2 separate regions of the Homo sapiens genome follow, and region 1 is linked to region 2. A link is a contact called in ENCODE Hi-C or POLR2A ChIA-PET data. All regions are on one chromosome and are shown on one strand. Each heading gives the region's core, a stretch centred on a gene start or an enhancer-like site at or near the end of the contact. The rest is flanking DNA. Distances are from core to core; before and after follow the strand shown. Region 1 overlaps LINC01237 (long intergenic non-protein coding RNA 1237). Region 2 overlaps LINC01237 (long intergenic non-protein coding RNA 1237).

Evidence for each region. A loop is a pair of places that touch in the nucleus more often than their neighbours do. ChIA-PET counts read pairs that join two places held with the same protein, here RNA polymerase II (POLR2A).
Region 1: a map with no recorded cell type shows a loop between it and region 2 (5-fold over the local background). The contact joins two enhancer-like sites. A Hi-C loop is called at or near these places in 1 of 37 single-sample maps with no recorded cell type. POLR2A ChIA-PET finds 5 or more read pairs at or near these places in 1 of 52 experiments (HEK293).

What each region holds. Positions count from the first base shown.
Region 1 is chr2:241,984,365-241,987,064 of GRCh38, forward strand. All of the region lies in intron 3 of LINC01237 (long intergenic non-protein coding RNA 1237), which reads left to right. Among named protein-coding and RNA genes, the nearest start is that of LINC01238, 15 kb to the left of the region's middle. RefSeq lists an enhancer at 642-1,178. Within about 2 kb of position 1,292, at least 6 of the 41 ENCODE cell types and tissues checked have a DNase peak (open chromatin) inside an H3K27ac peak, as active enhancers do.
Region 2 is chr2:241,931,335-241,934,278 of GRCh38, forward strand. All of the region lies in intron 2 of LINC01237 (long intergenic non-protein coding RNA 1237), which reads left to right. Among named protein-coding and RNA genes, the nearest start is that of FAM240C, 32 kb to the left of the region's middle. Within about 2 kb of position 1,682, at least 11 of the 41 ENCODE cell types and tissues checked have a DNase peak (open chromatin) inside an H3K27ac peak, as active enhancers do.

The sequences.
Region 1 (2,700 bases), core at 42-2,541, 53 kb after region 2:
ACATAAACCTGCTTCCAAATTAACTGGCTTTGGAGACGTCTGTGACTCGTGGGCACACCCTGCCCCTGAGTGGAGAATCTCACCATCAGCTTCTCCGGCTGTTGACGCACTGATCGGCACCCACTGACACTGAAAGGATGCCGATTTGTTTCTGAACCGTGAAATGTTGATCTGATTCTGTGTCATGACATTCTGCTGACTTGCTTCTGAATCACGAAGCTTTGCTGGTTTGTTTCGGAATCATGAAGCTTTCTGATTGCCTTGCATGGAGACGTTTTAGCCCTCACGGTATGATCTGTGTGCACTGGCTGTGCCCTCCAACCTGTCCCCCCATGAGAAGGATGCCTCTGTTGTGAGGAGTCCCCTCCCTTCTCCTAAACTTTTCCAGAAAGTCTTCCACCTAGTAGCCGACCCCAGAACATGCTCAGTTCTGTGGGCGTCTTCCCAAGTGGATCCCCATGTTCAGCTTCCAATAAAACTTTATCCAGTCACTTCTGCCTGCACAGCCTTAGTTTCCATCAGAAGTCTACACGTGTGTATGTGTATAGACACACACACACACACGTGCACACGTGCACACACATGCACGTTTTGTGTCTGGCTATTTTCACTTACAATTTTTTTTTTTGTCAGCCTAACAGGTGAATCTGATTTTGATTCTTTAGATGCTGCCTAAGGAAGTTGAAGAAAAAAATTCCTTTTTTTGTAGTAGCTGGATCTGTATCCAAAATTTAACGTATTGTAGCTCTCCTGCTGTGCCAGGCTCAGTTTGTTTTAAAGATTTCCCAGAGGGGACGACTCAGAAAGAGGCTCTGAGGGTGTGGCATCCTCTGCACACTTTGGGTGCCACCAGCTGACGTGTGACTGTGACTTCACGGGTGGTGCCCCGGCCTCATATGCTTCGTGGTTCTCTGTCTCACTCCTGCTCACGGGCGATGCCCTGGCCTCACGTGCCTCGTGGTTCTCTGTCTCACTCCTGCTCACGGGCGGTGCCCCGGCCTCACGTGCCCCGTGGTTCTCTGTCTCTCTCCTGCTCACAGGAAGTGCCCCGGCCTCACGTGCCCCGTGGTTCTCTGTCTCGCTCCTGCTCATGGGCAGTGCCCCGGCCTCACGTGCCCCGTGGTTCTCTGTCTCTCTCCTGCTCACAGGAAGTGCCCCGGCCTCACGTGCCCCGTGGTTCTCTGTCTCTCTCCTGCTCATGGGCAGTGCCCCGGCCTCACGTGCCCCGTGGTTCTCTGTCTCTCTCCTGCTCACAGGCGGTGCCCTGGCCTCACGTGCCCCGTGGTGCTCTGTCTCGCTCCTGCTCATGGGCAGTGCCCCGGCCTCACGTGCCCCGTGGTTCTCTGTCTCTCTCCTGCTCACGGGCGATGCCCTGGCCTCACGTGCCCCGTGGTTCTCTGTCTCTCTGCTGCTCATGGGCAGTGCCCCGGCCTCACGTGCCCCGTGGTTCTCTGTCTCTCTCCTGCTCACAGGCGGTGCCCTGGCCTCACGTGGCCCGTGGTGCTCTGTCTCGCTCCTGCTCACCTGCCGGGCTTTCGTCTCTGCCCAGGGATGAAACCATCATGTGGCTTAATTGATATTTTGTGAAAGCTGCAAATTATGTGTGCAGTCCTGTCAATAATTCCTATTGGCTGACTTTCTCTCTTCTCCAATATTCTACAACCATATGTACAGTCAAAGCTGTCCACCTTTTACATTCATGATTGATGCTCCATAAATATGCTGGCTAGATAAAGCCGCAGCTGTTAGGCAAAGGAAAGAAAGACACATTTATCTGAGACCCAAGGCAGCTGTCAAGCAGTGGGAATGGCCCTGAAGGCCATAAAGAACCCAGAATGACTGACCGGGATCCGGGTGGACAGGAGCGGGGGGGTGGACTCTGACCCCACCCACCCCCACACCTCCTATCCTTGCACTGTTCCGGGGATGAAGTGGATTTTGGGAGCTGGGCATGGGGCACAAACTCTCTCTAACAGCTGTGGTGGAACCAGGGCTCACTGCAAACCCCCTTTCCTGTTGGGACGCCTCATGGGCTGGACCCCATGAGGGCTCTTCAGAAAGGTGAGAACACGCAGTAAGACCTTTCTCCAAAGTTACCAAAGATGACAGCAACCCACGGTTAGCACAATTTTATAAAGACTGAAAACTTGCTGAGCCTGTGTAGTTAATAAGTGGAGACACAAGGCAAAATCCAATGATAAGCAAGTGAAGATCCATCGTTATGCGATGAACAGTATTTCCATGAAGTTCTGCTTAGTGAGAATAGAGATCACATGCTCCCTTCCATTTTTCAAACATTATTTCTTGTTCTTGCGGTCTGGAAGAAAATGACTGAAAGATTACTTTGTTTCTCTTTGATTCACTTTAAAAGATGTGGGAAAGGGAACGCGAGCTGCCCAGCTGCCCGGGAGACCAGGTTACCTTCCTTTACCCCGGAAGGCAGCCTGCCCTGCTACAGCATTGCCTCATGCTCCGATCACCACACACATCAATGGCAGGAGGAGAGGGTCAGGATAACTCGGGACGGACTCCTCCCAGGAGCTCCCTGGGCGAAGGCGGTCCCATCGGGGAAGCGGGATTCCCTCCTCCAGTAGGGAAGAAGCACCCTCAGCAAGGAGACTGCCGAGGCGTGGGGACGCTCTGCTCTGCGTTTGTGGAAACCAGGCACTCGCCTGGCACAGGGTCTCGCACCCCGGTCTC
Region 2 (2,944 bases), core at 432-2,931:
GGGAGACATCACACCCGCGGAGACTTCTGTGGCCCCTCCCCATGACCATGGCCCCCCCAAATGGCATAAAGGTCTGATTTCACAGATGAGAAAAGTGGAAAGTCACTGATTCAGTGCGTGGAAGTCAAAGACACGGCCACGGATTGGAGCCGTGGTCTGAGAATAGGAAGCCGGCCCGTGGGTTGCACCAGGACACCTGCACTGTCATGTGACTGCTCCTCTCTCGGGGCTCCAATCCCAGGCCCAGGCCGCCGCACTCAGGTGGGCACTGGCCTGTGGTTGGTGAGGTGGAGCAGACACCACTGGCCCCTGGGGTTCTCGGGGACTGGAGAAGGCAGAGAAGGCCGGACGGATCGCAGTTGATGAGGTTAAGAAAATGCCTGTAGTCCTGAGGCTGAGCTGGAAGTCTCGGTACCAATGCAGGAAAGAAACAGTGGCTCACCAAGCAAGCTGAGTCCAGGCACCTTCTGTGAATTTGTTCCTCCCTGGGAGGAAGCAAAGCTCCCTGCAGACATGGCTGCTTCTAGCTTGGGGCCAGGGAAGGGACAAAGGGACCCTCCTAACATCGGTCAGGAGGCGTAGAGAACTCAGAGTAGGTGCCCACAACTGAAGCCCCTTGATGCCGCAACCCTGCGCCTCTGGGTGCTGAGAGCAGAAGCCCCTTGGCCCCTCAGGAGGGGGCCTCACTCATCCCCTGCTCAGTAGTGGGTGAGGGACAGTGTTTCCTTCTGGAAGCGGCCCAGCGAGTGCAGAGGGGACAGGCCCGGAATGGCAGTGCTCTGGAGCCCCTGTGGGAGTGGTCCTGGTGGAGATCCACCGCCGTGAGTACCCCAGAGAGGCCTCGGGCGCCAGGTGCCCTGGTGGACTGCACAGCCCCCCTTGAAAAGTCTCCCTGACACTAAGTTGACCCATGACCTGATAAAGCCTCCATCTCTAACCCCCAGTGCAGACCACTCTGGCTCTCACAAAGGCTGCGGCCACAGACCTCAGACAGCAGCTAGGCTGAGTGGGGAGTGGGCAGGTGGTGCCTGGCTGGTGGTGCCCCTCCCCTCCAGCCCCCTGACCCCTCAACTTAAATGTACAGTTGCAGGGACCTGCTTGGGAATTAGTATCCTGGGAGGGTTGTGGGCACGTTGCCTCTTCCCCTCCTGGACCCTTCCCCTTCCTGGAAACCTTGGCCTGGGGCGGGGTTTGGGGGTGGTGGTTTACGGGGCTTTCCAGAGCTCTCGGGACCCAGCCTTTATAGAGTTGACTTTCTCAGAGCCTTGTGAGGTGAGAGGTTCTGCACGGGGAGTAGAGCGCCCCACCCGGGAGTCCCCCGTCCTGCCTAGCTCCATGTGCAGGACGGCGCTGTGCGGCTCTAGGTGGAATGCACTGGGCTGGCCCTGCCGGCTATCTCAGCCCCGAGACCCACGAAGGCCCTGGCCGTGCTGTCCTCACATCAGCCCGGCCCTTTTCGTCCGGCGTGGAGAGTTCCAGCCTTTACGGTTGTCCAGGGCCGCGGAGGTAGCCAGGGCAGCATCCTGTTCCAGCACATCTCAGCCTCCCTGGGACAGGGGTCGCCGCTAACCTTGCGCCTTCCAACCAGGCAGCCTTCCCACGGGCCCATCCCTCCAGAAGGCCATGCCTTGGCTGGAACCAGCAGCTTTATTTAGCAAGGTCCCGGGTCCAGGCTGCCCTGTGACTCACAGGTAGCCGCCATGCCCGTAGGGGAACGGGATGACCCAGGATGCAGGCCCAGGAGCGGCTGCTACGCGGGAGGGGCTTCAGGATGACAAAACCCAGTGCCTTGGCCTCAGCAGGTGGACAGAACTGACCACAGTAAGGGTTTCAGAAGCAGACATCAGACTCAGCTGGTCCTCCTCCACCCGGAGGAGCACAGGCCACTCTTCCTCTGAGCTTTGCCCAGCTCATGCCCAGCCCCAAGAATGCCCAGCCCCCTCTAATCCTCCCTGGTCAGGGACGCCTGCTCCCTTGTTGGGAAAGCTTCACAGCCTCTGAGTGGCCAACACTTGGCCTCTGTGTCTGCCCCAGAACAGGAGGATGTGGAACGGGGTGTGGCTAGGCATCTGAGCAGGGCTTTAATTAGCTGATGTCAGCTGAACTCCAGTGCCTGGTTTAACGGCAGAAACAAATCTTTTGGTTGAAGTTCTTTCAAAAGGAGAGAGAGAAATTCATTCTGAAGCTACTCTGCAGACCAAACACACCAAGGGAACATTCTAGAGAGAAAACAACTCATTAAAACATTCCCAAAGCTAGTTTTGAAACCAAAGACAGGTATTTTGAAAAAATGTATTCATTTTACTTTTGAGTTTATGATGACAAATGTTACACACAAGCAGAGAGAGTGAGATAAAGACAGTCATAAAATGCTGTTTATTTTAGGCATTTAAATTCCTTTCTGCTCAAAGGAACAGCGTGAACGGAATGCAGAGCAGACGCTGATCGAGCTGGATTCCTTTTCTCACTGAATGCTCTTTTGGTTCAATGAGATTCTGTGAGTGCATCTCCGAGTAGGGGCTGAGGGCACAGCTCTCCTGGCTCCTCTGCTCGGTTACATCTACACAGTGAATACGCCCCAGGTCCCAGCCTGGGATCCACAGAATCTTGATATTTTCCACTTCTGGAAAATAAACTTCTGTTTTCTCCAGTTCAGCTGAGCTGAACATCTACAATGTCTGGCTTTACAGGTTTTGATGCTGAAAATATTTTTTATTTTTTATTTTTTTTTTGAGACAGAGTCTCACTCTGTTGCCAGGCTGGAGTACAATGGTGCCATCTTGACTCACTGCAACCTCTGCCTCCCGGGTTCAAGCTATTCTCCTGCCTCAGCTTCCTGAGTAGCTGGTACTACAGGCGTGTGCCACCATGCCCAGGTAATTTTTGTATTTTTAGTAGAGACGGGGTTTCACCATGTTGGCCAGGATGGTCTCGATCTCATGAC